Linked DNA regions of Homo sapiens: region 2 is linked to region 1. Evidence: read pairs that join two places in POLR2A ChIA-PET (ENCODE). Cell type or tissue: OCI-LY7. All regions are shown on one strand. Links, peaks and the distances in the headings refer to the core of each region. The heading gives the core; the rest is flanking DNA.

Region 1 (16,123 bases), core at 5,334-10,333:
CCAAAACTCTGGGTGGCAGCCATCCTAGACCCTTCTCTCTCTTTCATTGCCTCTACCGATTCTGTATTCCCAACAGTACTCAAATCCATGCTTTCCTCAATGTTCCCATTTCTCCGCCTTAGGATTTCATCATCACTCACTGGGTTATTTCAGTAGCCTACTAATTAGTTATCGGCCTCCTTCTCGCTGCTGCCAAAATTGTTTTTAAAATATAAATATGATCATGTCACTCCTCTGCTTAAATCCTTCAAAGGCCCTCCACCCACACCCTCCCTCACCTCTTCTAGCATGACGTTCAAATTCCTTAGTGTTATGACCTGCACCCCACCCCCCATAACCTCTTCATCCTCCTCTCTCACCATTCCCACCATCATCATTCATAGATGCATTCATTCGGCAAGGATTTATGCAGCATCTGCTACCTACCTCATACCATATGCTACAGCCGAATGCAATGTCCCACCTGCCTGCGTGTGCTTCTCAACTGCCTGGGCCTCCCTCTCTGATCCCCACCCTTACCCACCTACCTGGAAAACTCCTCATTCTCTGAGACACAAGTCAGGTGCTAGCTCCTCTCTTTTAAGCCTTCACTTACCTCAGGTAGAGGGGGCCATTCTGACATCTGTCCTCACAGTATCGCATGCTCTCCCAATGTTATTGCACCTACCACATTACATGGCATTTACTCGCTTTATTGTATGACTTTTCTGCTACACCTTTAACTCTTTGAGGACAGGGCTTATTCATATCTAATTCATCCTTAAGTCCCTAACAGCACGTAGTACAGAGGCACATAGTAAAAACTCAATAAAATTTTATTGACTCATTTCTAAGATCCTTTCCAGCTCTAAAATTCTATGATTCAAAAACAGGATAAAGATATTTTTAATTGAGAATATGTCATAAAACTCCACCCCGCTCCACCCAAAATTATGAATTGGGATTGTCATATTTGGGGTTTTTGTCAATCTCCTGTGGGCAGCAGGCAGTAACTGCAGATACCATGCCAGCGTCGGTGCTGTCCTGGCTCCTCCCGGAGCCCCATCTGCTTTAGGGCATTAAGTAAACGTTGACTTTAACTGCCTTCCTTCCTGATCTGTATCTTTTCTGTAATCCTGAACAACGCAGGGCAAGGATTCCTACCTAGGGCGTCATACCACCTCTTGCCACGAGAGGACAGCAGGGAGCCCTGGCCTGTGTTAAAACCTTTCTGGCCACCAGATGGTTCCCAACACCACTTTGATGGAGGCCAGGACTTAATTTAAATCACGTGCACTCGACAATCGTTTTCCTTTATTCCCGCTCCCTGAAAAGTGAACTCTCTCCCACAGGTGAACACACAAATACCTGCCAATTGTCTAGAGTTTTTATGTTACTTTGCTTAGGAAGAGGAAATGTAGGAAGAGAGAGGAGCAACACTGAGAGCTTTTAAACATTGGCTAGAAAGAGAGGCTTTCTTTAGATTTTTTTTTTTTTTCGTGACAGGGTCTCTGTCACCCAGGCTGGAGTGCAGGCGTTAGCCACCGCACCTGGCCGCTAGTGGTGTTTTTATTAAGAAAATAACAAATAGACATACCTAAAAGCAAAACAAACAAAACCCCTTCAAAAAGTCCTGGACAGGCCGGGCGCGGTGGCTCACGCCTGTAATCTCAACACTTTGGAAGGCCAAGGCGGGTGGATCACTTGAGGTCAGGAGTTCCAAACCAGCCTGGTCAACATGGTGAAACCCCATCTCTACTAAAAATACAAAACAAATTAGCTGGGCGTGGTGGTGGGCGCCTGTAATCCCAGCTACTCAGGAGGCTGAGGCAGGAGAATCGCTTGAACCGGGGAGGCGGAGTTTGCAGTGAGCCAAGATGGTGCCACTGCACTCCAGCCTGGGCGACAAAGCAAGACTTCATCTTAAAAAAAAAAAAAAAAAAAAAAGTCCTGGGCAGAGAGGGTGAATCCCTTCATCATCAAATTATATTCCTGAAAGCCCAGCATTCTCACCGTGGCTCAAACAACCAAAATGAGAGGAGATGTGTTTGTGAACTAAAGAAAATCCGTGTAGGGGACAGTTTTGCTGTGCCTAGAAAAGTGTGTAGGCCAGGTGCTGTCACCCAAGCCCTTGTGGACTGGCAGGTGCGAAAAGAGGAGGCGAGATGAGGAAGCAAATCCTTCAAACCTGCTTCAAGGAAGATGCTTTGCCTTGATGGGCAGCAAATTCAAGAGAGGAGCTTTTCATGTTAGTTCTGGATAGACCTCTGGAATTTATATTCCCCTTAAATGCTTTTGGGCCCTCCCATTAAATATGGGTGGTCATCTTTTACCCCAAGGAAGAAATTTCCGTGAAAAACCAGGATGCACATCCAGATTGCATGAAAAGACTGCACTCGGGGTATCTGGTGTTTGCAATCAGCAAGAAAAACTATCCAGGGAGCCTCATGGCTATTTTTATTTTGTAGACCCCAGAAGAAAAAAAGTGCACACCCTGCTTTTCTTCTTTGTATACTGGTGCTTTCTCCTCAGTTAAAAGAAAACTGTTTATATCAAAGCTGATTATAGGAAGATTTTTGGGGGTTTTTTTGGCCATGTCATGAGGTGTTTTTTATTTTCAGTAATCGTGCAAATAATGTTCTTTAATGAAAATTATTTGTATGATTAATACAAAATTATTTGTATTAATTTTCATTACAGAAAATTATTTGTATTATTTTCATTATAGAAAATTATTTGTATGATTTTCCATTATAGAAAATTATTGTATGATTATTGAAAATAAAACACACCTCATGGCATGGCAAAAAAAAAAAAACCCTGCTATAATCAGCTTCTTCCACATGGCAGCTGGAGTCTGGAAGATGATGGGGTCGGGAATCCTCCAGGCTCTTAGGAAGTCTCACACCGCTTCTCCTGCTCAGCAGTCTCTTGGGTTGGTTGGCAGGGTGTTCTGCATCCCCATTTTCCTTAGCTTGGCCTTATGAAAGCTAGCGATTTCCTCCATGCCCAGTTCGTCTGCCATTTTCTTAAAACAATCCGAGGCGTCCTGCTCTGAGCCCAAGCTCCTGATGCTCCCGCTGGCATCACTGCAGCAAAAGACCTGTAGGAGGTATTTTTAACTCCAAAATAAATGTTAGTACCCAATCACCCACAGAATGTGTGTGACCTTCCCTGACCTGCCCACTAAAGTCAATCCCATATTATTCTCTGTCGCAGCACGTGTGTATGTCCCTCACAGCACTTACAACAGCTGTTTTTTGTTTGTTTACTTGTTTATTGATTATCCCTCTCACTAGACTGTAGGCTCTGTGAGGGCAGGCCCTAGGTCTGTTCACCACTCTTTCAGCTCTTAACAAAATGGCACAGAATGTGAATGTGGTAAGCAGTTGTTGGATGAGTAAATGAGTGAAGAGAAAGCTTAATGTCATCCAAATTGTACTGAATGCAAGACAGGGAAAAATGGAATCTTGGCTGGTTTCTCCATTGAACATTCTTTCAGGCATGAACAGGACTATTAAGTCTATTGCTCTTTTTCAATAGAGCCCAATTATAATTACTGTTAATTTACCTGTGTTCTCCAAGAGGGACTATTTAAGCCAATTATTGACATTAAAACATAGAAATATGAAATTTCACTGTTGAGATGGCAATCTATTTAAAATATGTTCTAATTTGACTCTTTTGTTATGAGGCTTTCCTGACAAATCTCCTTATAAAAGCCAAGCCTTCCCCTAATTGAGACTAATCATGGTAGAACCATTAGTATGCTGCAGACAACAGGGCTGAAGAGCGAGCTAGTCCCAGAGTTGAATCCAAGCTTGGCCACTGACAGCCCTGTGACCTGGAGCAAGTCAGCTTTCTTGAGCCTCCATCAGGGCTGCATGCCTGGTACAGGCCAGACCCTCAGAACTATTCCATTCCACCACTCTCACCACCAGCCAAGGGCAGCCAAGCTACACAAGGCACTTCAGAATTCCTCACCAGGGCATTAGTAACGTTTCACTTAAGAAATGAGAATGCAGGCCACATTCCTATTGCTCCAACTCAAACTTTCTCTCCCGTCTCTGTTTGTTTTACCCTTTAATAGAAGATGGGCTTCCACAGTGTACACACTCCCTACCCTATTGCTCCTACTTACACAGAACTACATTGCTCCTCCTGCCACTTCCACAAAGCCTCCAATTGCAGCTTTTTACATTCTTGTGCAACACAGCTAGTGTTCAAGGGCTAAAGAGGGCAAATGTGGTACAGAGGCTCAGGTTTTTCTAGTTCCATCATCAATGGCTTGCAGTGAGGAGATACACATGCAGCATGTAGCCACACACACAGCAGAAACAGGGTATATTTCTTTACTATTCAGAAAGCCTTCACAAATCAATTAGGAAAAAGCAAACTACTCAATAGAAAAATGAAGAAAACAGAAAAAGAAATGTAAAAGGCCAGTAGCCTGTGAAAATATGCTCAAGCTTACCCATAATTAAGACAGATCAAAACAGTGAGACACCATTTTCACCTATCAGATTAACAAAAATTAAAATCATTCAGGCCCAGTGTTGGCAGCAGTGTGGAAAACCAGGCACTCTTATACACTATTGACAGAAGTACAAGCTGAGCAATTAACAATATAAAAAATTTAAATACAAAACTCAACTATATTACATCAACTTCTGTTCATCAAAAGTCCACTCGTTTTAAAAGTGAAAAGATAGCCAAGCATGGTGGTGTATGCCTGTATTCCCAGCTCAAGGCAGGAGGATCACCTGAGCCCAAGAGTTCGAGGCTGCACTGAGCTGTGATCGCACCATTGTGCTACAGCCTGGGCAGCAGACTGAGACCCCGTCTCAAGAAAAAAAAAAGTGAAAAGAATCAACAGATGGGAAAGATATTTGCAAAACATTTAACTGATAACAGACTAGTAAGCATAATATTTAATGGAATTCTATAATCAATATGGAAAGGACAAGCACTCCAAAAGAAGAAAATGGGCAAAGGTAATTATCATAAGAAGAGATACGTATAGCAAAAAAATAAAATATGTGAAAAGATGCCTAACCTCACTAGTAATCAGAGAAATGTAAACCACAACAAGAAAGCATTTCACACCAATCAATTCCACAAAAATTAAAAGTTTGACAACAGCAAGTGATGGTGAGGAGGTGGAGTAACTGACTGTGGATAAGAGTGTAAATTACAATAACCACTTTGGAAAGACTTTTTTTTTTTTTCCTTTTTTTTTTTTCTTTTTTTGAGAGAGTCTCACTCTGTCACCCAGGCTGGAGGGCAGTGGTGCAGTCTCGGCTCACTGCACCTCCATCTCCTGGGTTCAAGCAATTCTCCTGCTTCAGCCTCTGGAGTAGCTGGTAGCTGGGATTACGGGCTCACACTGCCACATCCAGCTCATTTTTTTTTTTTTTTTTTTTTTTTGAGATGGAGTCTCGCTCTGTCGCCCAGGCCAGAGTGCAGTGGCATGATCTCGGCTCACTGCGAGCTCTGCCTCCCGGGTTCTTGCCATTCTCCTGCCTCAGCCTCCCGAGTAGCTGGGAGTACAGGCACCCGCCACCACGCCCGGCTAATTTTTTTGTATTTTTAGTAGAGAAGGGGTTTCACCGTGTTAGCCAGGATGGTGTCAATCTCCTGACCTCGTGATCTGCCCGCCTCGGCCTCCCAAAGTGCTGGGATTACAGGCGTGAACCACTGCGCCCAGCCAATTTTTGTATTTTTTTAGTAGAGACAGGGTTTCACCATGTTGGGCAGGCTTGTCTCGAACTCCTGATCCTCATGTGATCTGCCCACCTCAGCCTCCCAAAGTGCTGGGATTACAGGTGTGAGCCACCGCACCCGGCCTGGAGAATACTTCCAATCTCATTGAAGATTCTCATAATCTATGAACCAGTCAGTAATTCCACTCCTAAGCAAATGTCCTAGAGAAACCCCCACACATACACAATCAAGAGATGATGTGTACAAGAATGTTCATAGAAGCACTGTTTGTAACAGGAAAAAAACACTGTACAACTTTAATGTCCATTAACCAGAAAATGGATACATAATTATAGTATATTCATACAATTTGAAGTTATACAGTGAAAATAAATTTCCTTTAAAAAGGTATCAACATGGAAGAATCTCAGAAATATAATACTGAGGAAAAGACGATGCAAGTTTCAGCCAGGCACAGTGGCGCATGCCTGTAATCCCAGCTACCCGGGAGGCTGAGGCAGGAGGATTGCTTGAGGCCCGAAGTTCAAGACCAGCCTGCGCAACATAATGAGACTCAGTTGCCACAAAAAATGTGTTTTCGCCAGGCACAGTGGCTCACGCCTGTAATCCCAGCACTTTGGGAGGCCAAGGTGGGTGGATCACGAGGTCAGGAGTTCAAGACCAGCTTGGCCAAGATGATGAAACCCTGTCTCTACTAAAAACCACCAAAAAATTAAAATTAGCCAGGCACGGTGGCAGGCACCTGTAATCCCAGCTACTCAGGAGGCTGAGGCAGGAGAATCACTTGAACCTGGGCAGCAAAGGTTGTAGTGAGCCGAGATCACGCCACTACACTCCAGCCTGGGCAACACAGTGAGACTCTGTATCCAAAAAAAAAAAAAAATTGTTTTCATTAGCCAGGCATGGTGGCACAAGCCTGTAGTCCTACCTACTCGGGAGGCTGAGGTAGCAGTTCGAGCCCAGGAGTTAGAGGTTATGGTGAGCCATGATCACACCACTACCCAGCATGGGCAACAGAACAACACCCTGAATCACAATAATAAAAGATGCAAGTTTCAGAAGAATACATGCAGTAAAATATAATTTACGTAAAATGTTAAAACATTAAAAGCACTGTATAGGAATGATAAACACCAAATTCTGGATCCTGGTGTCCTCTAGGTAGAAGGGAAGGGATGGCAAGATCAAGGTTGTATAAAGCAGCATTCTGCTTGTGTTAACAGTGTTATTTTTTTAAGCTGCTTTTATTTTTTATGTCTATTCATCTGCCTTAAATAGTGTATATTTTAAAACTTAATGTATATATACTTTCATCTAATTCCATTGCCAGGAGTTTATCTTATGTAAGCATTAGCGTATGCGATAACTATCTGCAGAGCATTTTACCAATACTTGCCTTACTCAAATCATCATTCTAAAAACCACAAACTGTCTTTTCACCTAACAAGTTGTTTTTTTTAAGAAACTCATTCAAAAAGGAAATTAGGACCCAAAGCATATTAGCAGGGTGGGTTAGCATGCCCCAACCAGGGTGGTTCCCCGGCCGCTGTGACATCAGGTGCTGCTGTTCATCCTGCCTGCCTAGAGACAGTGCACCTGGCCTTCTGCCTTGCCCTGAGCTGGTGCCGCTCAGCTGGTTCACACTCATGCGGCTGAAAGCTGGGCAGAGTCGGGCTGTTGGCATCATCGCCAGGGTCAACACTTGGCTCACACAGAGGGCACACCTAGGGGTCTGTGAAGCCTTCTTGGGCTGGGGCCTGGCTTTCACAGTCAGGAAGTTTGTGGCTGAAAAGGAAAAGAATGAAGCTTAGTGTAGAGGGAGAGGCTCTGGGTGCTGGGTTACCCCACAAGGAAAGCCCCACTTCTCAGCCTGGCCTGGGGCTGGGAGTGGGAGCACAGCCAAGCAGTCGTGACTCAGAACCTCCCCACTGCACTGAAACCAGAACTGGGTTGCCTATATCTATTTTATTTGACTACCGAGTAAAATTATTTCCAAAAATAAAGGGCTACAAATAGAAGTTTAGAAAGCTCTGAGCTAGAGAGTACTGATTAGACATGTGGTTCTCAACAGAATAATAAAACTTTTTACAACCATTCTTCCATTTCTTCAGCTGTAGGGGGGAAAAAGGCCTGATAATACCTGCCTTCCCAAACCCTGCAGGGCTGCTGGAAGGATCCAGTGAGGTAATAGCCAGCTTCAGCTAAGAGGCCCTTAGGAAAAAAATTTATTATTTCCTTCCTTCATAATGGAGGGTATTTCCAGTTCAAATAATTGGTCATGCAAACAAGACCGTGTGTTTCTTCTAGAAAAAGAAGAAGGAGATGAAGAGGAGGAGGGGTAAGAAGAAAAACAACAACAATTTAAAAGGAGAGAAACTGTGTTCAGGTGGCTGCCATGAAAGGACATAGAGGGTGTGGCAGGAAGGGAAGTGTGGAAAGGAAGAACAGCTGGTGCTTGCCCTGCACCAGACACTGTGCAGTGTGTGAGATGCTTCAGACATTTCACATCGTCCTCACAGAAAGTAATGCAAGTGCTGTTAGTGCCATTTTATAGATGAGAAAACTGAGGTGCAGACAGAATAAACAACTTGGCCAAGGTCAGGCAGAGACACTTCGTGCCCAGGTTGGTCTGTCCTTGGGGTGTGAATATTCCTTCCACAGCCTTGCCAGCGGCTCCTACTCCTAAACGTGGGTGTCCCCTGGCCCTACTTCTCTTTCTCCCTTTCTGTGATCTCCCTGTAAGATCTGCAAGATCTCTTTCATCCCTTGAGTTATTTCCTCTGACTTCCAGCCCACTGGACATTTCCCAGTTAAGAGCCCATTGTCTTCACAAACGCCATCTCCAAAAGGAGCTCCTCCCCTGGCCACTGGCGCACCCCCCCCTCCACCTAAGGGCTGCAGGGCTGCCATCTTCTCCCTGCCATCCATGCTCAAAATCAACATCACCTCTGGTGATTTCTCCCCTTTGCTGTATACACAATCAATTATCTCCATTCTTTCTTCAAAATCTCTTATTTCTCGCTGTTCATTTTCACCTTTTCTCTTAACACCCCAGCACTGTGACCTTACGTCAGCCTGGTTCCTTGCAGAAGCCTCCAACGGGTCTCCATCAATGCTTCGAGTTTATTCTGCGCACTGCTGCCAGACTTCTGGTCCTTAAAAACACCCCCTTCATCATACCATTCACCTGCCCTCCCACCTCTGCAGGCTCGCCCACTGCCTTCACCAGATCAAGTCCACACTCAGCCCTGCACTCAAGGCCACCTGCACCTGGCCCCCCTACGGCTTCCCACCCTCATCCCCCACTCCTCCTCTCTCCAGTTCCTCAGTTTAGCAAAGGGATTACTCCAACATCATGCTCCTTTCTCCCCTCCTGACACATGCCGTCCATCCTCCCCCAGCTGCCTGTCCCCCTCCTGCCTTGCCTCTGGCCCACCTCTCAGTCAGGGCCTCCAGAGCCCTCTTCCCAAGGCCTGAAGGACTCATTATCTGTGCTGTTGATCAAGCAAGTAATTATGCACAGCCTTGTAACGCTCTTCTGTTTAGCCTGGAACAGGCATTGAAACTGACTAGTGCTATTTAATCTCTATATCTCGTGTCTGCCTCTATGTCTATATCTACATATCTCATCACCTAAATCCTATAAACCACTTGAAGGTGACGACTGTCTAAAAGGTCTTGGTTTCTCCCTACAGTGCCTAATAGGTAGATGATAGGTGCTGGATATATGTGTTGAGCTCGTTTTTCTTCTCACATAACTTAGCCTCAAACAAATAACCAGGGCTGGTCAGAACAGTAAGCATCACCCTTAGAAGTCTGCTCTTGGCCACCGCAAATCTGCCACCGGCCAGTTTCATTGTAACCCCTCAGCTCAGGGTCCCCCACGGGGATCGCTGGTCTCCAGAGTGATCGCTGACCGAGGCGAGGCGCTGGAGGCCGCCCCAGCTCGGCTCTGCCTGCTGATTTGGCGACCGGATTTCCATGCCCCTCCCTGGTCCCGAGCTAAAAGGAAACATCCCGGGGATGGGGGATGGGGTGGGGGGTTCCTGAACCCTGAACCCTGACCCCTGCTTGGTGAAACCACCCCACCCCAGCTCAGGGGTCGTCAAAAGCACCCTGGGGAACCTCTGCCCTTGGGAGAGAAAGAAGACACTGCACCTTTAAGTCTGCAGCTGGTTGAGAAAAACAAGCTGTGATTTATATAAGCGGGAAAATCATGTGATTTGCAGGAACGCTCCCTCCTCCCCCGACCCCCCGCGTCGCCTCCAAGCCCTTCCCAGAGGGGCCCGGGCGGCGGGCTGGGCCCGGCTGCCCATGAGGGGCGCGGGTGGGGGGCGCGCCGAGCCTCGGTTCACAAAGCCTCTTCCCCGGGCGTGCATTCCCGCAGCTCTTCCTTGCGGACCTCAGACGCGGGGACAGGCGGCGGCGGGCTCTGGGGCGCGGCAGTTTGGTCCCCACGCTGCCTCGCGGCGGGCTGCCGTTCAGGGGGTCCTCGGTGGGGCCCCGCGGTCCTGTGCCTCCGAGGGCGCAGGAGGCCCACTCCCCCGACTGGGTCGGCTGCTACCCTCAGGCCAGGGTGTGCGGTGGAGAAACTGAGGCTCTCCTCCAGCTGCTCTGGGAGAAAGGAAAGCCGGGGACCCCACACACTGGCGTCTGTGTCCCAGAACACCCAGCAGGGGGGAGAGCAATTTAAGAAATAATCTGGTTGGCAAAGGGCGTCATGAAAATCAGCCATTTCTAGAGCTGAGGGGCGGTGGTGTTTAGCCCAGAGGACCTAGCTAGCTTTCAGGGAAAAAACGGATGTGGCCTTTCAGGCAGAGCCCAGAAAAAAAGACCTGTGATTAGGAGACCCTAAGAACCAGCAAAGAACTTCTAAATATTGGAGGGGAGGTGGTGTAGCTGCAAAGAGCCCACACCCACGCTGAGTTAGCTCTGACAGCTTCTAAAGGAAAGGGAGATGCTTAGATTATCCTGAGAAACTGGAGGATCTCCTGAGTGACCTGAAAAGGTCATCTCACTCATCCGCCTGTGGCTGGAGTAAAATATACGGAGCCCATCCCAGGACTCCCAGTGGGAGAGGATGAACAATCACTTCTGAAACTAAGCTCAGGAGAAGTTGAGGAGCTTTCTCAAGGGAGAAGAGCTGCCAGGAGAAGCAAGGGTCTCTCTCAGTGCCACTTCCTTTCCATAAACCATAATGATGGGCTCTGAAATTGTCCAAGGAAGGAAACCCATGGCTTCTCAGAGCAACCAGTACCAGGGGTTCAAGTTCGTCAGAGAGCATGTTGAAGTTCTATTTTATTTTCCTCCATTGGTCACCTGCTGGGGATGAGGCATAGGCCTAGTGTTGTCACCTGGAGGAAAGACATGATGCAATTAACAAAGCTGCTAATGCCTCCTCTCACCCTGACCTCTGCTCTTAGCCTCTGTACCAGCCCACCCTCTGCATCCTGCACAGCCAGCTGGGCCCTGAGAGGTCCTCCTGGCCCTCCTCCCACCCGTCCTTTGCCTGTCAGATGGAGGGTCTTTATGCTGAGATCACTGGAGAAACAGAGCTTCAGTGCACTCTGTCACACCAGCAATGAGAAAACCTTTCTAAAGGGGAAAGCTCACAGTAGGCAGATTCCTGATTATTCCATAAATCCTGGAGAAGAAAAATATAGGTTAACATAAGGATTCAAGAGGATGACACTCTGTGTGTTCAGGCATAAGCTAAATTCACTCATTCCGTTATTTAGTGATTTTGTTATTTAGGGTGTGCCTGGCACTGAGCTAGGCGCCGGGGCTACCACATGAATAAGACAGAGATGGCCCCTCCCTGAACCCTGCCGCATGCCCTTCCACTCTGCCTCCCAGGACAGGAGGCTATGATACACTTTCCTCTCCTGCACCAGCATATGTCTGTCTCCTTCCCAGCCCACCCCTAGCAGGTGTTGTCCCCAGCCCCAGCTGCTTATGTCTCGTGTGTTCTGCCAAGAGCTGCTTCTGTCAGAAGGCACTAACTCTCTGGTGATTGGGTGGTGGATAGAAGAGGTAACCTAAAGGCCTGTCCAGAAAATGAGATCAAAGTTGGCAGCCTCCTGGGCCCCTCCCAAAAAAGGATATAGCCACCACCATTTATAATTAATTCAGGCCCCACTTCACTCTGTCCCACCTGCTTTCTGTCTCTCTCTCTCTCTTTTTTTTTTTAAGATCTTTTTCTGATATGCCTGGTTGCCCCAATGCAAGTCTCCTCTTTCTGAAGCTTCCTGTGCCACCAGGGGCCTGTCCACCTCAGAGACCTCTCAGGTGCAGCTCAGCTGCATCCACAGGGGGTCCTGAGTCCCTAGGCCCTGCACAGATGTCTACCCAGGTTCTCTTGGTCTCTTCCATAGCTATGAGGCCTCCTCATTGAGGGTGCCCAAACACCACCCTTAATCACAAGTTTGCCAGCCTCCACCTTCTAACCCTCCTAGACCACATCAGCCCCTGCCTTATTCCAGTATTTTCCTGATTTCGCCTATTTCCAGCTTCCCTCAGCCATTCACAAGCACAGCCTGATGCTGTGCATAGGAAGACCTGGCAGTAAGCCTATGGTGAACAAATATTTTTAATGAACAAACAGAAATTATGGCCCCAAACTGAAAACACCCTGGAAGCCACAAACTCTGTTACCTTCAAAAGAAGCCAGATCTGGACCGCTGAGGTTTTTAAAAAATGCAATGAGCGAATTAGTGAAATCAGTTCATCACGGACACTGTGTCTTTCAGGAAATGAAGCCTCCGAAGAAAAAAGGGATCCTAGCCCCTGCCAAATTCCATTCTGTTTCAAATTAGCCTTCCAGTAAAATGAGGGGGCTGTCCTAACTGGTCTTTAAGGTCCTCCTAGTACCAGAGCTCTGAGGCTCTGTATTTCCCCTGAACAACCTCTTGGAACTCTCCACATTCTCATAACAGAAGAAAATGCATTTGTGCTCTGGGCTGAAGCTCAGAAGTGGGCTTTCACGACAGTCATTTCAGGCCTGTTTCCCTTTTTCTCCCTTCCCTGAAAGGGCCTCTGGTCTTTCCCAAGCTGCCTGAGTAGAAGGAAACACACAGCTCCCCCAGAGCAGAGAGGCCCGCGAGAGGGAAAGCTGGCCCAGGCCCAGGGCAGGCTCGCCTCTGACTCTGCAGGGACATTATTCCCTCCCAGCCAGCAGGGAACTTCTGGAACTTCTAAACAGCACATCCTCGAGCCAGCCCAGGCCCCCACAGCATCCTGCACCCCAGGTTTACAAGCTTTTTAATGGTAAGTAACACATTTGGCAAACCTCCTCAAGTGTGAGCCAAGCCAGGCCTTTTTCCCCAAGTCCCAAGTAACAAAGGGATGCTGGGCTGGGCCAAAAACAGGATCTATCTAGCCAGATGAGCCTAGAGCCTTGGTTCTCGGGGCCAAGGCTGGACAGGACCAGAGGGAAATGTCCTCGGCCAGCCTCACTCTGGTCTCCGTCACCATGCAGGCTGGTCCAGAGATTTCAGGATGCATCACTGATTCCAGGCAGGGCTCCATCCCCGGCCCACACTCAGCCCAGGACCTGGCCAGAGAATCACCAAGCATTCCCGGCAACACGATGCACGGCCCATTTTCCATGCCAGGCTCTTCCAGGGTCTCTGGGTGGGAGCAGCCCGGCCTTCTCACTGGGTTCCTGCTATGTCTGGGGGGTACAAAAAGCTTATGTTGGCCAGGCGCAGTGGCTCATGCCTGTAATGCCAGCACTTTGGGAAGCCAAGGCAGGCAGATCAATTGAGGACAGGAGTTCAAGACCAGCATGGCCAACATGGTGAAATCCTGTCTCTACTGAAAATACAAAAATTAGCCAGGCATGGTGGCACATCCTATAGTCCCAGCTACTCAGGAGGCTGAAGCAGGAGAATCACTTGAACCTGGGAGGCAGAGGTTGCAGTGAGCCAAGATTGCGCCCCTGCACTCCAGCCTGGGCGACAGAGCGAAAACCTGTCTTAAAAATAAATGAATAAATAAATAAAGGTATATGTCTCCATCAGAGATAGTCAACTGCCATATATCTCTGCTTTCAGATGATTTTAAAGAGAAGGTGTTTTGAAAGCTCGAGACATGTTCTGGGCTTGGCTTTGGCTCTACCTCCATCTCTGTTTTGAGAAACACAGTCCTCTTCTCTGTGTATCTGGAAATCTTGGAGGCACTGAGCTGTGTTGCAGGGACTTCCTCATTACCCAGGCTGTGCCTTGTCCAAGTGTTGCCAAAGGTCTCCAAGAAGAGAAATCCATCCACTCCTTCCTTCAGGCTGTCTAACTGGCGTGCCTGCCCTGTCATATCCAAGCAGTGACCCCAGCCCCATTCCCCTAAGAGTAGGGACTCCATCATTGTGTCCCCGCAAGCTTGCAGTTCTCTCAAATCTTGTCACAACCCCCCACCTTCTGGGTGCCAAGATGCTCAGACGGTTTGTGATTCCTCTGATGACCTCTGGCTGGGATTCCCTGCTTCCCACCTCTCACCCTCTATCTGCACCTCAACTCCCACAGCTGCTCTCCTCTCCCACCCGCTCTTTATCACCCTTTGCTTAGCCCCGTCCCTGCATTGCCCCAGCCACGCCCAACTCACACGGCAGCAGACTTTTACTCAAGGTTAGGGGTCATAGAGAGGAAATGACAGTAAGCAAATGAGAATCTACGAATAGACATTACCCTGAAAGTTCACCAACCATCTCCCACCTCAGAAAACTTCTCACTGTTCCCTAAGTCCCAACTTAAACCATCTTCTCTCCAGCCTTCCCCTTCTCTTCTAGACCCTTCTACCCAAATTCCAAGTTCCTGGGGATTCATCTTGCAAAACAATTTGTCTTGCCTTCCGCATGCCCAGAAAGTCTCATTGTTCTCACCAGAGCGCTTCCCTATCAGGGTTCATCATAGCATAATCCTCAAAACAGAGGCATCTACCTCCAGGATAGATGCCAGCCCGCCCCTGGAATGATAAAGCACAGCATTTTGTTTTCTATGTAACACTTTCTTCCTATCCACCCGCCACCACCGCCCCCTTACATCTGGTACCCCTGACAGTCAAGAAATCCACCCCAAAATGTTCCTGTTTTCTTTTTCCTTTTTGCTCTTTCTTTCCTTTTTCTTTTCTTTACTCCTCTATAGGCATGGCACATCACTGATCAGCATTCCTGCTGCAGTCGAAATGGTGATCTAATTAAAAATAAGTCAGCATGAATCAGATACAAAAGCACAAAATATTGTATGCTTCCCCTTACATAAGGTACCTAGAGTAGCCAAATTCCCAGAGACAGAAAGTAGAATAGTGGTTACCAGGAGCTGGGGAGAGGGGAGAAAGGGGAGTTATTGTTTAGTGGGTGTGGAGTTTCAGTTTGGGAAGATAAAAAAGATGGAAAATGATCATGGTTGCACAATAGTGTGAATGTACTTCATGTCACTAAACTGTACACTTAAAAATGGTTAAAATGGTACATTTTATTTTATTATTTTTATTTATTTATTTATTTACTGAGACGGAGTCTCGCTCTGTCACCCAGGCTGGGGTGTAGTGGGGCCATCTCGGCTCCCTGCAACTTCTGCTTCCTGGGTTCAGGTGATTCTCCTGCCTCAGTCTCCCAAGTAGCTGGGACTACAGGCACCCACCACCACGCCCGGCTAATTTTTGTATTTTTAGTAGAGATGAGGTTTCACCATGTTGGCAGGCTGGTCTCGAACTCCTGACCTCAGGTGATGCGCCCACCTTGGCCTCCCAAAGTGCTGGGATTACAGGCGTGAGCCACCATGTCCAGCCAAAATGGTACATTTTCCATTATGTATACCTTACCACAATACAAACAATAATGTCAATAACATTCATTCTGACCTCAAGAGAGACCTGCCGTTAATTCCACAAATAAGGGCTTTTCCCTCAGCAACTTTGGATCATATCACTTCTGTGAACTCCTGTGCAGAGAGGCTGTGCCCAGGAGATCAGCCTCACCTGCCTCAGGCTTGGTGGTCAATCTTTCTGCTGACCCCACCCATGTGGCTGTAGACTTTATGCTCCCTTCCAAACTGATGGAAAACAGAAGAAGCACACAGCAGCTGCCACTGGAATAGGAGCCTTCAGACGTTGGTTTTAAGCCTAGTTCAGCTGTTAACTAGCTATGCGGCCTTGAACAAGTTATTTAATCTCTCTTTCAATATCCTTATAAAGAAAATGGAGAGGATAATAGCCGGTCCCCAGTGAAATAATGGATGCGAACAAACACACTTTGAGAAGTGTGTGCAAGCTGGTTTCATCATCTCTTAAACATCTCAGATATAAGAAGGAAGTTGCTACCTGGAAATAAGGAGGTAGACGGCAAATAGCTAAGTAAATACAACCTAAAAATACCACTTTGATCTTGGGCCAATGTCCCTGAATCATCATCCTCCTCAAAGATGGA
Region 2 (16,123 bases), core at 4,854-9,853, 250 kb after region 1:
AGTTTGTTCAACATCAAAAGTTGAAAACACTTGATATCACAAAGTACCATTACAGGTCACTGTAAAATAAGTAATTTCATTTAATCAAAGTAATATCTCAAGGATTTTTAAAAAAGAAAAAGGTAAAACCTTCATTCTTTGAGAGAGGAGACTTAATTTTCCAAACAATAAGCCCTAATAAAAACAGCATGAAGCCAATTAAATTTGTTTTTCAAAATTTAATGAACACTCTATAAAATTTTAATCTTTACCATAAAATATAACTTCCATAAGCCTTTTATAACCTTTATTCAGGAGTTGGTTAATACCTCAAGAAAACCTTGTTAATCTGACACAGGGGCCCATATGCTGGTCTTGCATTAGTGTACCTTTGACATTGATGATTAATTTATAGAGAAACTGAACTTATTTTATCTCTTAAAATTGGCCTTTACAATCTCACATGTCTACCTCTTCCACGATAGTCCCTAGGCCTTGAGGAGTTGAATAACTTTAATTTCTGGCCCTGTGTCTCAAGAATGCAGTTTATTTTGATTGGCATCTTCAACTGGGACTGAAGATGGGGTTTTAATTGCTGTCAGTGTTTAAAATTTAGCAGGACTTGGTGTCCTTTTTAGACCCAGGAGTCAAAGCCCTGTAACTCAGTGTCACAAGTATTTTAAAAGCAGAAACAGAAAGATACACAGATGTAATAACCTTAATTTTTAAAATTTTTTATGTTTTTTCTAAAGCAAACCAAAACTTTTTTTTTATTATTATACTTTAAGTTTTAGGGTACATGTGCACGTTGTGCAGGTTAGTTACATATGTATACATGTGCCATGCTGGTGCACTGCACCCACTAACTCATCATCTAGCATTAGGTATATCTCCCAATGCTATCCCTCCTCCCTCCCCCCACCCCACCACAGTCCCCAGAGTGTGATATTCCCCTTCCTGTGTCCATGTGATCTCATTGTTCAATTCCCACCTATGAGTGAGAATATGCGGTGTTTGGTTTTTTGTTCTTGCGATAGTTTACTGAGAATGATGATTTCCAATTTCATCCATGTCCCTACAAAGGACATAAACTCATCATTTTTTATGGCTGCATAGTATTCCATGGTGTATATGTGCCACATTTTCTTAATCCAGTCTATCATTGTTGGACATTTGGGTTGGTTCCAAGTCTTTGCTATTGTGAATAATGCTGCAATAAACATACATGTGCATGTGTCTTTATAGCAGCATGATTTATAGTCATTTGGGTATATACCCAGTAATGGGATGGCTGGGTCAAATGGTATTTCTAGTTCTAGATCCCTGAGGAATTGCCACACTGACTTCCACAATGGTTGAACTAGTTTACAGTCCCACCAACAATGTAAAAGTGTTCCTATTTCTCCACATCCTCTCCAGCACCTGTTGTTTCCTGACTTTTTAATGATTGCCATTCTAACTGGTGTGAGATGGTATCTCATAGTGGTTTTGATTTGCATTTCTCTGATGGCCAGTGATGATGAGCATTTTTTCATATGTTTTTTGGCTGCATAAATGTCTTCTTTTGAGAAGTGTCTGTTCATGTCCTTCGCCCACTTTTTGATGGGGTTGTTTGTTTTTTTCTTGTAAATTTGTTTGAGTTCATTGTAGATTCTGGATATTAGCCCTTTGTCAGATGAGTAGGTTGTGAAAATTTTCTCCCATTTTGTAGGTTGCCTGTTCACTCTGATGGTAGTTTCTTTTGCTGTGCAGAAGCTCTTTAGTTTAATTAGATCCCATTTGTCAATTTTGGCTTTTGTTGCCATTGTTTTTTGTGTTTTGGACATGAAGTCCTTGCCCATGCCTATGTCCTGAATGGTAATGCCTAGGTTTTCTTCTAGGGTTTTTATGGGATTAGGTCTAAAATTTAAATATTTAATCCATCTTGAATTGATTTTTGTATAAGGTGTAAGGAAGGGATCCAGTTTCAGCTTTCTACATATGGCTAGCCAGTTTTCCCAGCACCATTTATTAAATAGGGAATCCTTTCCCCATTTCTTGTTTTTCTCAGGTTTGTCAAAGATCAGATGGTTGTAGGTATGCGGCATTATTTCTGAGGGCTCTGTTCTGTTCCATTGATCTATATCTCTGTTTTGGTACCAGTACCATGCTGTTTTGGTTACTGTAGCCTTGTAGTATAGTTTGAAGTCAGGTAGTGTGATGCCTCCAGCTTTGTTCTTTTGGCTTAGGATTGACTTGGTGATGTGGGCTCTTTTTTGGTTCCATATGAACTTTAAAGTAGTTTTTTCCAATTCTGTGAAGAAAGTCATTGGTAGCTTGATGGGGATGGCATTGAATCTGTAAATTACCTTGGGCAGTATGGCCATTTTCACGATATTGATTCTTCCTACCCATGAGCATGGAATGTTCTTCCATTTGTTTGTATCCTCTTTTATTTCCTTGAGCAGTGGTTTGTAGTTCTCCTTGAAGAGGTCCTTCACATCCCTTGTAAGTTGGATTCCTAGGTATTTTATTCTCTTTGAAGCAATTGTGAATGGGAGTTCACTCATGATTTGGCTCTCTGTTTTTCTGTTGTTGGTGTATAAGAATGCTTGTGATTTTTGTACATTGATTTTGTATCCTGAGACTTTGCTGAAGTTGCTTATCAGCTTAAGGAGATTTTGGGCTGAGACAATGGGGTTTTCTAGATATACAATCATGTCATCTGCAAACAGGGACAATTTGACTTCCTCTTTTCCTAATTGAATACCCTTTATTTCCTTCTCCTGCCTAATTGCCCTGGCCAGAACTTCCAACACTATGTTGAATAGGAGTGGTGAGAGAGGGCATCCCTGTCTTGTGCCAGTTTTCAAAGGGAATGCTTCCAGTTTTTGCCCATTCAGTATGATATTGGCTGTGGGTTTGTCATAGATAGCTCTTATTATTTTGAGATACGTCCCATCAATACCTAATTTATTGAGAGTTTTTAGCATGAAGGGTTGTTGAATTTTGTCAAAGGCTTTTTCTGCATCTATTGAGATAATCATGTGGTTTTTGTCTTTGGCTCTGTTTATATGCTGGATTACATTTATTGATTTGTGTATATTGAACCAGCCTTGCATCCCAGGGATGAAGCCCACTTGATCATGGTGGATAAGCTTTTTGATGTGCTGCTGGATTCGGTTTGCCAGTATTTTATTGAGGATTTTTGCATCAATGTTCATCAAGGATATTGGTCTAAAATTCTCTTTTTTTGTTGTGTCTCTGCCCGGCTTTGGTATCAGAATGATGCTGGCCTCATAAAATGAGTTAGGGAGGATTCCCTCTTTTTCTATTGATTGGAATAGTTTCAGAAGGAATGGTACCCGTTCCTCCTTGTACCTCTGGTAGAATTCGGCTGTGAATCCATCTGGTCCTGGACTCTTTTTGGTTGGTAAGCTATTGATTATTGCCACAATTTCAGCTCCTGTTATTGGTCTATTAAGAGATTCAACTTCTTCCTGGTTTAGTCTTGGGAGAGTGTATGTGTCGAGGAATTTATCAATTTCTTCTAGATTTTCTAGTTTATTTGCGTAGAGGTGTTTGTAGTATTCTCTGATGGTAGTTTGTATTTCTGTGGGATCGGTGGTGATATCACCTTTATCATTTTTTATTGTGTCTATTTGATTCTTCTCTCTTTTTTTCTTTATTAGTCTTGCTAGCAGTCTATCAATTTTGTTGATCCTTTCAAAAAACCAGCTCCTGGATTCATTGATTTTTTGAAGGGTTTTTTGTGTCTCTATTTCCTTGAGTTCTGCTCTGATTTTAGTTATTTCTTGCCTTCTGCTAGCTTTTGAATGTGTTTGCTCTTGCTTTTCTTGTTCATTTAATTGTGATGTTAGGGTGTCAATTTTGGATCTTTCCTGCTTTCTCTTGTGGGCATTTAGTGCTATAAATTTCCCTCTACACACTGCTTTGAATGTGTCCCAGAGATTCTGGTATGTTGTGTCTTTGTTCCCGTTGGTTTCAAAGAACATCTTTATTTCTGCCTTCATTTCGTTATGTACCCAGTAGTCATTCAGGAGCAGGTTGTTCAGTTTCCATGTAGTTGAGCAGCTTTGAGTGAGATTCTTAATCCTGAGTTCTAGTTTGATTGCACTGTGGTCTGAGAGATAGTTTGTTATAATTTCTGTTATTTTACATTTGCTGAGGAGAGCTTTACTTCCAAGTATGTGGTCAATTTTGGAATAGGTGTGGTGTGGTGCTGAAAAAAATGTATATTCTGTTGATTTGGGGTGGAGAGTTCTGTAGATGTCTATTAGGTCCACTTGGTGCAGAGCTGAGTTCAATTCCTGGGTATCCTTGTTGACTTTCTGTCTCGTTGATCTGTCTAATGTTGACAGTGGGGTGTTAAAGTCTCCCATTATTATTGTGTGGGAGTCTAAGTCTCTTTGTAGGTCACTCAGGACTTGCTTTATGAATCTGGGTGCTCCTGTATTGGGTGCATATATATTTAGGATAGTTAGCTCTTCTTGTTGAATTGATCCCTTTACCATTATGTAATGGCCTTCTTTGTCTCTTTTGATCTTTGTTGGTTGAAAGTCTGTTTTATCAGAGACTAGGATTGCAACCCCTGCCTTTTTTTGTTTTCCATTTGCTTGGTAGATCTTCCTCCATCCTTTTATTTTGAGCCTATGTGTGTCTCTGCACGTGAGATGGGTTTCCTGAATACAGTACACTGATGGGTCTTGACTCTTTATCCAGTTTGCCAGTCTGTGTCTTTTAATTGGAGCATTTAGTCCATTTACATTTAAAGTTAATATTGTTATGTGTGAATTTGATCCTGTCATTATGATGTTAGCTGGTGATTTTGCTCATTAGTTGATGCAGTTTCTTCCTAGTCTCGATGGTCTTTACATTTTGGCATGATTTTGCAGCGGCTGGTACTGGTTGTTCCTTTCCATGTTTAGCGCTTCCTTCAGGAGCTCTTTTAGGGCAGGTCTGGTGGTCACAAAATCTCTCAGCATTTGCTTGTCTGTAAAGTATTTTATTTCTCCTTCACTTATGAAGCTTAGCTTGGCTGGATATGAAATTCTGGGTTGAAAATTCTTTTCTTTAAGAATGTTGAATATTGGCCCCCACTCTCTTCTGGCTTGTAGGGTTTCTGCCAAGAGATCCGCTGTTAGTCTGATGGGCTTCCCTTTGAGGGTAACCTGACCTTTCTCTCTGGCTGCCCTTAACATCTTTTCCTTCATTTCAACTTTGGTGAATCTGACAATTATGTGTCTTGGAGTTGCTCTTCTCGAGGAGTATCTTTGTGGCGTTCTCTGTATTTCCTGAATCTGAACGTTGGCCTGCCTTGCTAGATTGGGGAAGTTCTCCTGGATAATATCCTGCAGAGTGTTTTCCAACTTGGTTCCATTCTCCACATCACTTTCAGGTACACCAATCAGACGTAGATTTGGTCTTTTCACATAGTCCCATATTTCTTGGAGGCTTTCCTCATTTCTTTTTATTCTTTTTTCTCTAAACTTCCCTTCTCGCTTCATTTCATTCATTTCATCTTCCATTGCTGACACCCTTTCTTCCAGTTGATTGCATCGGCTCCTGAGGCTTCTGCATTCTTCACGTAGTTCTCGAGCCTTGGTTTTCAGCTCCATCAGCTCCTTTAAGCACTTCTCTGTATTGGTTATTCTAGTTATACATTCTTCTAAATTTTTTTCAAAGTTTTCAACTTCTTTGCCTTTGGTTTGAATGTCCTCCCGTAGCTCAGAGTAATTTGATCGTCTGAAGCCTTCTTCTCTCAGCTCGTCAAAGTCATTCTCCATCCAGGTTTGTTCCATTGCTGGTGAGGAGCTGCGTTCCTTTGGAGGAGGAGAGGCACTCTGATTTTTAGAGCTTCCAGTTTTTCTGTTCTGTTTTTTCCCCATCTTTGTGGTTTTATCTACTTTTGGTCTTTGATGATGGTGATGTACAGATGGGTTTTTGGTGTGGATGTCCTTTCTGTTTGTTAGTTTTCCTTCTAACAGACAGGACCCTCAGCTGCAGGTCTGTTGGAATACCCTGCCGTGTGAGGTGTCAGTGTGCCCCTGCTGGGGGGTGCCTTCCAGTTAGGCTGCTCGGGTGTCAAGGGTCAGGGACCCACTTGAAAAGGCAGTCTGCTGGTTCTCAGATCTCCAGCTGCGTGCTGGGAGAACCACTGCTCCCTTCAAAGCTGTCAGACAGGGACATTTAAGTCTGCAGAGGTTACTGCTGTCTTTTTGTTTGTCTGTGCCCTGCCCCCAGAGGTGGAGCCTACAGAGGCAGGCAGGCCTCCTTGAGTTGTGGTGGGCTCCACCCAGTTCGAGCTTCCTGGCTGCTTTGTTTACCTAAGCAAGCCTGGGCAATGGCGGGCGCCCCTCCCCCAGCCTCGCTGCCGCCTTGCAGTTTGATCTCAGACTGCTGTGCTAGCAATCAGCGAGATTCCGTGGGCATAGGACCCTCTGAGCCAGGTGTGGGATATAGTCTCGTGGTGCGCCATTTTTTAAGCCGGTCTGAAAAGCGCAATATTCGGGTGGGAGTGACCCGATTTTCCAGGTGCATCCGTCACCCCTTTCTTTGACTCAGAAAGGGAACTCCTTGACCCCTTGCGCTTCCCAGGTGAGGCAATGCCTCGCTCTGCTTTGGCTCGCGCACCCACTGGCCTGCACCCACTGTCTGGCACTCCCTAGTGAGATGAACCCAGTACCTCAGATGGAAATGCAGAAATCACCCGTCTTCTGCGTCAGTCACGCTGGGAGCTGTAGACTGGAGCTGTTCCTATTCAGCCATCTTGGCTCCTGCCCTCAGCAAACCAAAACTTAATAATAATATGATAACTTGATCATGTAAAAGTTTTTTTTTAGGCTGGGTGCAGTGGCTCACACCTGTAATCACAACACTTTGGGAGGCAAAGTCAGGCAGATCATCCGAGGTCAGTTCAAGACCAGCCTGACCAATATGGAGAAACCCCATCTCTACTAAAAATACAAAATTAACTGGGCATGGTGGCGCATGCCTGTAATCCCAGCTACTCGGGAGGCTGAGACAGGAGAATCGCTTGAACCGGGAGGCAAAGGTTGCAGTGAGCTGCGATTGTGCCATTGCACTCCAGCCTAGGCAACAAGAGCAAAACTCCATCTCAAAAAAGAAAAAAAAAAAAAAGTTTTTTAAAATAAATCCTCTCTGTGTGACTTAGACCATTCACGACATGCTTGGACTTTCTGGTTTGGCCTGAACACCCTTCTTTTTTAAACAACCAGTTATTTACTTTACTCCAGGACTAAATTTACCATACAAGATTCTTTCTCATATGAAATTATTTCTTTTTCAGCTTTCTTACCAATAAAAAAACTCTTCATTTTTATAACTTATTTTACATTTCTCTTATTTCATGGTTCCTTTTACCTTGTTTTACACATGACCTTTAAATAAGCTTTGAATTAGATGAAAAGTGTTCACATTTTTTAAAAGGACACACTTTTTTAAAAAGAATGTTTTCTTACAAATATATTTTTATTGGAAAATACCCAAATAATGAAATATCTATTATGTAATTTAATATAATTTAGATTCTAAATTATGACAAGTTTGTCTATAAGTATGTATCCAATTACAATTACCTAATTATTTTATTTTAATTGTTTTTTGTTTGTTTGTTTTTGAGACAGTGTCTCACTCTGTCACCCAGGTTGGAGTGTAGGGACATGATCTTGGCTCACTGCAACCTCTGCCTCCTGGGTTCAAGCAATTCTTCTGCCTCAGCCTCCTGAATAGCTGGAATTACAGGCATGCGCCACCACACCTGGCTAATTTTTTTTTGTATTTTTAGTAGAGGTGGGGTTTTGCCATGTTGGCCAGGCTAGTCTAAAATTGCTGACCTCAAGTGATCCACCTGTCTCGGCCTCCCAAAGTGCTGGGATTACAGGTGTGAGACACCATGCCTGGCCTAATTTTTTATCTAGATTATTTATGAAAACTGCAATAGTCATTGTTTAAAGTTATGGAACCACCATTGCAAAATTATAACTGAGACAGTGAAAAGATTTAACCTAACTGACTCCATCTTGCTTCTAACCTCCAAACTGCCCTTGCTCATCCTGGACTTTGGGAGGAACTTAGCTTATAGTTTAGCTTTCAGACAAAGCTAAACTAATAGCAGTTCAAACAAATAGCAGTTCTTTCCCAAAACAAACCTCATTACTACCTGTGGACTAGACTGCCTAAAGTCACAGAATTAGAAGTTATGGTAATTTTATTAAATAATTCAAGATGTAGTTATTTTCATTAAACCAATATCAATGTCTTATTTATTAAAGACTATACAAGCAAAGTTTTATTCTGTCTTGGGCTAGGTTTATAATTTTGTAAGCCCTATGCCAAGTTTTGACAACTTATAGTATTTGGCAGGGATAAGTATGAAATTGCTTGATTAAGAAATGCAAATAAAAATGTATGCTGGCAATTCTTATGACATTTCTAATATTATTTTACCAATAATTTTAAAGCTAGTTTATTTATTAAAGATTTTACTTAAGTTCTGTAAACTTGAAAAAGCATTTGACTAGTCTTTTCTTTTTTCTTGATAAAGTATATGATTCAAGCACTTTTACTTTTCTTTAAGCCAATTAATTAGAGCTCTTTTATATATTTTCAGTAGTGAAACATTGTGTACACAACACATAAATACATAGATGTGCATGTATTTCATGCCTATCAAGGTACATCTTATAGATTCAAAAAACCCTTTTTTTCCCCCTGTCTTAGACTTTCAGATTCTTGATAACCTGCTTCACAACCCTAGGCAGTTGTTAGCAAAACAGACTTAAATTTGCATATTAAAGGAAATAACCCAGGTGAAAATTAAATAGCAAAATTTACATCATAAGATACAGAGAGGGCCGGGCGTGGTGGCTCATGCCTGTAATCCCAGCACTTTGGGAGGCTGAGGTGGGTGGATCACCTGAGGTCAGGAGTTCAAGACCAGCCTGACCAACATGGTGAAATTCCATCTGTACTAAAAATACAAAAAATTAGCCAGGCATGGTGTGGAGTGCCTGTAATCCCAGCTACTTGGGAGGCTGAGGCAGGAGAATAACTTGAAACCAGGAGGCGGAAGTTGCAGTGAGCCGAGATTATGCCATTGCACTGCAGCCTGGGCAGCAAGAGCTAAACTCCGTCTCAAAAAAAAAAAAAAAAAACGAACATGAAGGCCTTTTAAATACAAACATACACACGCTCTCATACACACATACATTTTGGATGTTAGCTTTTAATTAAGCTGACTTTAACCATTAAGCTGCTTTAAAAAAATTTTTTTTCTTTTTTTTGTTTTTTTTTTTAGGCCAGGCGCGGTGGCTCACACCTGTAATCCCAGCACTTTGGGAGGCTGAGGCTGGCAGATCACAAGGTCAGGAGATCAAGACCATCCTGGCTAACATGGTGAAACCCCATCTCTACTAAAAATACAAAAAATTAGCCAGGCATGGCAGCACTCACCTGTAGTCCCAGCTACTTGGGAGGCTGAGGCAAGAGAATCATTTGAACTTGGGAGGTGGAAGCTGCAGTGAGCTGAGATTGCACCACTGCACTCCAGCCTGGGCAACAGAGCAAGACTCCATCTCAAAAACAAAAATTTTTTTTAAATCTCATTACTGAAGCAGCCTTATTGTCTGGGGTGATACCCAAGGTTTATTATCTCACAGCCACAAAGATCAAGGACACGAACACACAAGAGTGAGGTTAAGAATGGAAGTTTAGGGCCAGGCGTGGTGGCTCATGCCTGTAATCCCAGCACTTTGGGAGGCCAAGGTGGGTGGATCACCTGAGGTCAGGAGTTCGAGACCAGCCTGGCCAACATGGTGAAACCCTGTCTCCTCTAAAAATACAAAAATTAGCTGGGTGTGGTGGCAGGCACCTGTAATCCCAGCTACTTGGGAGGCTGAGGCAGGAGAATTGCTTGAACCCAGGGGGCAGAGGTTGCAGTGAGCCAAGATCACACCATTGACTCCAGCCTGGGCTACAAGAGCTAAACTCTGTCTCCAAAAAAAAAAAAAAAAAAAAAAAAAAAAAAAAACGCTCGGCGCGGTGGCTTATGCCTGTAATCCCGGCTCTCTGGGAGGCCAAGGCAGGCAGATCACCTGAGATCAGGAGTTCGAGAGCAGCCTGGTCAACATGGTGAAACCCCATCTCTACTAAAAATACAAAAATTAGCCAGGTGTAGTGGTGGGTGCCTGTAATCCCAGGTTCTTGGGAAGCTGAGGCAGGAGAATCACTTGAACCCAAGAGGCGGAGGTTGCAGTGAGCCAAGATTGCGCCACTGCACTCCAGCCTGGGCGACAGACAGGGACTCCGTCTCAAAAAAAAAAAAAAGAGAATGGACGTTTAATTGGCAAAAGAAAGTGAATAGCTCTCTGCTACAGAAAGGGGTCCTGGAAAAATGGATTGCTGGATCCACAGTGAAATGCAGGGAGTTTTATAGATGAGCTGATGGGGAGGCGGTGTCTGATTTACATAGAGTGCAAAAAACTGGTTAGGACCAGATGTGCCATTTGCATAGGGCATGAATCTCTGGTAGCCTCCATCCTAATCTTTATTTTATTTTATTTTTTTGAGACTAGGTCTCACTCTGGTTAACTAGGTGCAATCTCGGCTCACTGCAGCTTCGACTTCCTGGGCTCAGGTGATCCTCCCTCCTCAGCCTGTTGAGTAGCTGGGACTACAGGCATGCACCACCATGCCTGGCTCATTTTTCGCATTTTTAGTGGACACAGGTTTTGCCATGTTGCCCAGGCTTGTCTCAAACTCCTGCACTCGAGTGATCCTCCTACTTCAGCCTCCCAAAGTGCTGGGATTACAGGTGTGAGCTACCATGCCCAGCCTCCTAAAATTTTATTATGCAGATGGGTTATCCGCCTGAGCTGTGCCATGTTACCCATTTCTTTCTTACTGTACACATCCTAACAAAAAAGGGAAGATGGAGCCTCCATGTTGGACATGCTTGGTCCCCAGGTAGCCCTTTTCTATTGACACAGCTGCCAGCATTCCCCCGTGCAAGCTTCCAGCTTGCTTATCTATGTTTGCAGCTCGATTTTTCAGGCTTCTCTGTTTTAGGGAAAAAAAATGATTTTGGGGGACTGCTTACTGTTAGAGGGGAAGCTCTGCCGAGGACTCTTTTGCCCTCACTATCTGCCTAAATAATTTCTTTCTACCTCCTGTATCATTATCATATTTCAGCTAGGACAAATTGCTGCTATTTCAGAAGTACCAAGTATCAAACCAGAAAGGGCTTGATTTAGGAACAAAAACCCAGGCTGTCATGGTGGAAAAAAGAAAGTAGAACCTTAGCTATCAAACTGTAGCACGGGGTAACAGTCATTGCTTTCACTTTGGCCTGGCTAGCAAAAGGTGGCCTTGTTATGTAAATAAAGCCCCTTTTGTAGTCAAAATAAAAAATCTTTCCTCCTTTTTTTTCTTTTGCTGGCCATTTTTTGCCCCCACCACACCACCTTTTTTGTGTGTGGGGGAATTTAGGCAGTTCAGAGGACTTGTTCCCCATAATTTGGAACTTCCTTTGTATTTGATCAAGTTGGATAGAGTTGACCAAACCCAATGGGAAAAAGACCGAAACAACAACAAAAACAGAAACAAACAAACAACAACAACAACAAAAATAGGTAAACTTATGTGATCACTTAGTGCTCTAATGGTAAGGAGAAATTAAGACCAGCTGGTTGTTAATTTTCACTTTAGCCACGACAATCCTCAATTCAGTTACTTACCTAGGGATGGGTCTCAGGCTGTAGACTGCTCTCTACCACTTTAGAAGCCTGAAAAAAAACTCACCTTCCCTGTTGGAAGCGAGCTGAAACTCTATAAAGGAGTTACCTGCCTTCCATCATCATGGAAACAGGAAATCTTGCCTTCCTTATTGGAAGCAGTAAAACTCCAAAAAATAAGAGGAGTTGCACAGCAAAATAAACTTTAGATTTCAACCAAATTTGGGGAGATCAGGGATTTTCTGGAGGGGGTGCTCTTAGGCCTCAGCAAATTGTCCTATTGGTTTGAGCCATGAAGTTAGCTCATGCTGGTCCCAAGCACTGATAGATTTGTCAAAGGTCAGGGGCATCTCCACTCAGAATCCCCCCATGGTTACCAAAATGTGAACCCCAAAAATCTGAAACAGGTCTCAGTTAATTTTGAAAGTTTATTTTGCCAAGGTTGAGGACACATGCTTGTGGCACAGCCTTAGGAAGTCCTGATGACATGTCCCCAAGGTGGTCAGAGCAGTTTGGTTTTTATGCATTTTAGGGAGACATGAGACATCAATCAACATATGTAAGATGAACATTAGCTCAGTCTGGAAAGGCTGGACAATTCAAAGCGGGGAGGGAGCTTCCAGGTCATAGGTAGATAAGAAGCAAATGGTTGTATTCCTTTGAATTTCTGATTAGCCTCTCAAAAGGAGGCAATCAGATATACATTTATCTCAGTGAGCAGAGGGGTGACTTTGAATAGAATGGGAGGCAGCCTTGCCCTATGCAGTTCCCAGCTTGACTTTGTCCTTTAACTTAGTGATTTGGGGGGGCCCAAGACTTATTTTCCTTTCACAGAAGTATCATATAATATTGAACCAATAGAATGTAAGCCATGTCTGAAACACCCAAAGCCCAAGCGAGCATAAAAATCCCAGCCTGCCACCAAACACTGGAGGACAAGAGCACTACTGTCCCTGCGTCTCTCTGGAGTAACTGGACAATTTCATGTAAGTCGTGAGGTCTTTACGACTCCCTCGTGCTGGTTAGGGTAAACAAAATCCATGAGCAAAAGAATACTTTGATGAAAACAGCCAAGAAAAGCTGACCAAATCCTGGCACTAAAGTAGCATGGGGCTTCCCTTTTGTTAGTTCTCATCGCCAGCTAATTGAGCAATACACTGATTTTTATTAACTTGTTGAGTGCAAATAAATGTGTGTATGGCAAGCATTAACTGGCTCACAGTTTTCTTGGTTGCCTCTTCTGATTGACATCTTTGAACTTGGTCTTTGCTGTAATCTAAGCAAAAAATCTAAATTAAAGAACAATGACATAATAATTGGCATTCAGTTTAAATAGATCAGGCATATTTATAACAGTTCACCAAGTATGTTTATTGCAGCACTGTTTGTCATGAAAAGGAAGTGTTAATTAATATATTCATTTGATGTAGTAATATGCAAAATTTTAAATGAGACATTTTCATGTGCTTTTATAAAGAGACCTCCAAGATATATGTGTCATGTAAAAAAGCAGTATGGGGTTCCACGTGTATAGTATAATTTCTTTCCTGTTTAAAAAAAAAGTTTATAAGTAGACAATTTGTAGGGTCACTTCCATCAAAAATGGTTGAGTAAATTCAAGGGAAAATCCTTCCTTCACTCCAAACAGATCAAATTAAAATGACAGATAATATATCCCAAATATGTATTAAAAAGACAAGCCATGTTCAATAAACAAAATAAGCATCCTTTGAATTGTTAAGGGAAAGATAACAGCTGGGGGCTTAAGTCACAGGTCTGCTGGGCTACACGACAAGAAACAGCACCTGCCAGGAACCCAGGTCTTTTGGAAAACTCACTGGATGTTCTGATGCATGACAGGGGGTTGTATAACGTTGTGACTGCTAGCCGGGCTCCATCCATCCATCCAGAGCCACTTGCCTAGAGTGATTGAGAAGAGCAGAGAGGACAAGGCTAGCCCAGCCCTGTCCCCAGCCCTCTAGGCTGCCATGCAGAATTGGACTTTGCCTACAGCTGGCTGGGGGTAGGATCAAGCAACATACTGTCTGGATTTTTTGTTTGTTTGTTTGTTTTGAGATGGAGTCTCGCTCTGTCGCCCAGCCTGGAGTGCAGTGGCGCAATCTTGGCTCACTGCAACCTCCGCCTCCCGGGTTCACGCCATTCTCCTGCCTTAGCCTCTCTGAGTAGCTGGGACTACAGGTGCCCGCCACCACGCCTGGCTAATTTTTTTGTATTTTTAGTAGAGATGGGGTTTCACTGTGGTCTCGATCTCCTGACCTCGTGATCCGCCCGCCTCAGCCTCCCAAAGTGCTGGGATTACAAGCGTGAGCCACCGCGCCTGGCCTGGATTTCTTTTTTTAAATGTAATCCCCCTGCCTGTCAAATGTAAATTCTAGGCTGTGGAGACAGGCTTGGCACCACTTAACATGAAGGCATGCAGTGGGGAGAGAGGGAAACCTACAACTCCAAAGTGGACTGGCAAATTTAGCACCCATTACAATCTTTTCCTAATGAATCTGACTCTGCTGGAGTATGAAAAACTGCATTTTCTGAACTCCCTCTGAGCTAGCGTTCCTTGTGTCAATCACGTGCACACTTGAGAAATCTGAATTGGGATAGGGCTTAAATGGGAGAACGTGGGAGGACCTTGAGTGGAAGGTGTCTGCTTTTCTAATGTAAATTGTGGCAGAGGCATTGGGGTTCCTCAGCTAGTAGTAGCTTCCTGGTTTTGAAAGCTTGCTGCACCGGGCATGGTGGCTCATGCCTGTAATCCCAGCACTTTGGGAGGCCAAAGCAGGTGGATCATTTGAGGTCAGGAGTTCAAGACCAGCCTGGCCAACATGGTGAAACCCTGTCTCCTCTAAAAATACAAAAAATTAGCCGGACATGGTGGCAGGCGCCTGTAATCCCAGCTACTTGGGAGGCTGAGGCAGGAGAATCACTTGAACCCAGGAGGCAGAGGTTGCAGTGAGCCAAGATCACACCACTGCACTCCAGCCTAGGCAACACAGTGAGACTGCATATTAAAAAAGAGAGAGAGAGAGCTTGCTGCAGTTGTGACCCCAGTTTTGCTGATACCAACAGAGTTGTGTGATTCTGGAGGCAGGGAGCTGTTTCTAGAAGTTCCGCCTAAAGCAGTGCTTCTCCATTGAGTTTCTATCGGTGTCTAGGGAAGGGCAAGTCTTTGTTGCATAGGCTTGTTCTGTTCATCATAGGACATTTAGCTCAGCTGACACCTGCCCACCAATTGCTGGCAGCTGGCCCAGCTATTATGACAACCCAAAATGGCCCCACATATTTCCAAAAGCCTGGGGAAGCACTATCACCCATGGCGTAAAAAAACCAGGCCCCAAATCACATTGTAAGCCCCCTAATACCAAGAAATAAACCCCTGTCATCTACAATGTTTCTGTCAGCTACAATGAACCCTAACAAGGACACACACGTACAAGAAATTCACACACAAAAAACAAGCTAGCAAACTAAAATTTCAAAGCTCTTCATGAAAATTAACATAATGAAAGATAAAAATATTAATACACAAGATAATTTATTCTAGAGTAAACAGAAATAATAGATCAACTGGAGAAAAAAAATTAAATATAGTCATCCCTCATTTCTCAATTATCTGCAGAGGATTGGTTCCAAGACTCTTGCAGGTACCAAAATCCCAGAATGCTTAAGTTCCTTATATGATATGGTATATTATTTATATATAATCTATGTACACACTCTTCTATACTTTAAATCATCTCTAGTTTCTTTATACCTAATACAATGTAAATGCTGTGCAAATCGTTGTTACACTTTAAAATTTGTATTATTTTCAATTGCTATATTGTTATTTTTTTCCAAATATTTTTGATCAGCAGGTGGCAGAACTGCACTTGTTGAACCCAGAGGGCCCACTGTAAGTATGTTTAATATCCTCAAAGATGAGGAAACAAAAAGACATGACAACTAAATACACTAAGTAAAAAATCAGCTGGGCGTGTTGGTGAGCACCTGTAGTTCCACCACTTGGAGGCCGAGATGGACTTGAGCCCAGGAGGTGGAGGCTTCAGTAAGCCAAGATCATACCACTGCCCCTCAGCCTGGGCAACAGAGACTCAAATCTCAAAAAAAAAAAAAGTCTTAATGTCTACAAAACATGAGAAAAAGAGAGAGAGAATTAAAATCAGTATTTCGGTATTCAGCTGAGGCTAAATATCACCATCATAGAATGAAATGCTGAGATACAAGAACTAATATGAAGTTCTATTAGAAAGTTTTAATTATTAATATTTCATTATGAAAAAACTTTAGTTTTTAGAAAGCGTGACAGTTACACGCTAAAACAATTTCTCAGTACCGTCACCAAATTATTAAATAGACATTCACTTTCTTTTTTG

What was found. ChIA-PET counts read pairs that join two places held together with the same protein. Peaks named below come from ENCODE experiments on the same cell type or tissue, not always from the same donor. Only the 100,000 strongest peaks of a DNase experiment are listed, where the experiment ranks them.
Region 2: POLR2A ChIA-PET joins it to region 1 with 5 read pairs; 4 of 35 experiments call an interaction of 5 or more read pairs at or near these places.

The regions. Positions count from the first base shown.
Region 1 is chr12:57,890,586-57,906,708 of GRCh38, reverse strand. It overlaps LOC283387 (a long non-coding RNA gene), which reads left to right and starts at 10,227. Exons shown (of 4, transcript NR_148947.1): 1 at 10,227-12,969. It overlaps LOC101927608 (a long non-coding RNA gene), which reads right to left and starts at 12,470. Exons shown (of 2, transcript NR_187681.1): 1 at 12,358-12,470; 2 at 9,877-11,057. RefSeq lists enhancers at 1,049-1,343, 7,168-7,247, 7,408-7,627, 8,228-8,277, 13,086-13,586. In OCI-LY7, for the core only: no CTCF peak of the experiment used is centred there; DNase peaks (open chromatin) are centred at 7,278, 8,158 and 9,908; H3K4me3 peaks cover 3,256 bases; H3K27ac peaks cover 3,694 bases.
Region 2 is chr12:57,637,118-57,653,240 of GRCh38, reverse strand. No RefSeq gene overlaps it. Among named protein-coding and RNA genes, the nearest start is that of B4GALNT1, 12 kb to the right of the region's middle. In OCI-LY7, for the core only: no CTCF peak of the experiment used is centred there; a DNase peak (open chromatin) is centred at 7,180.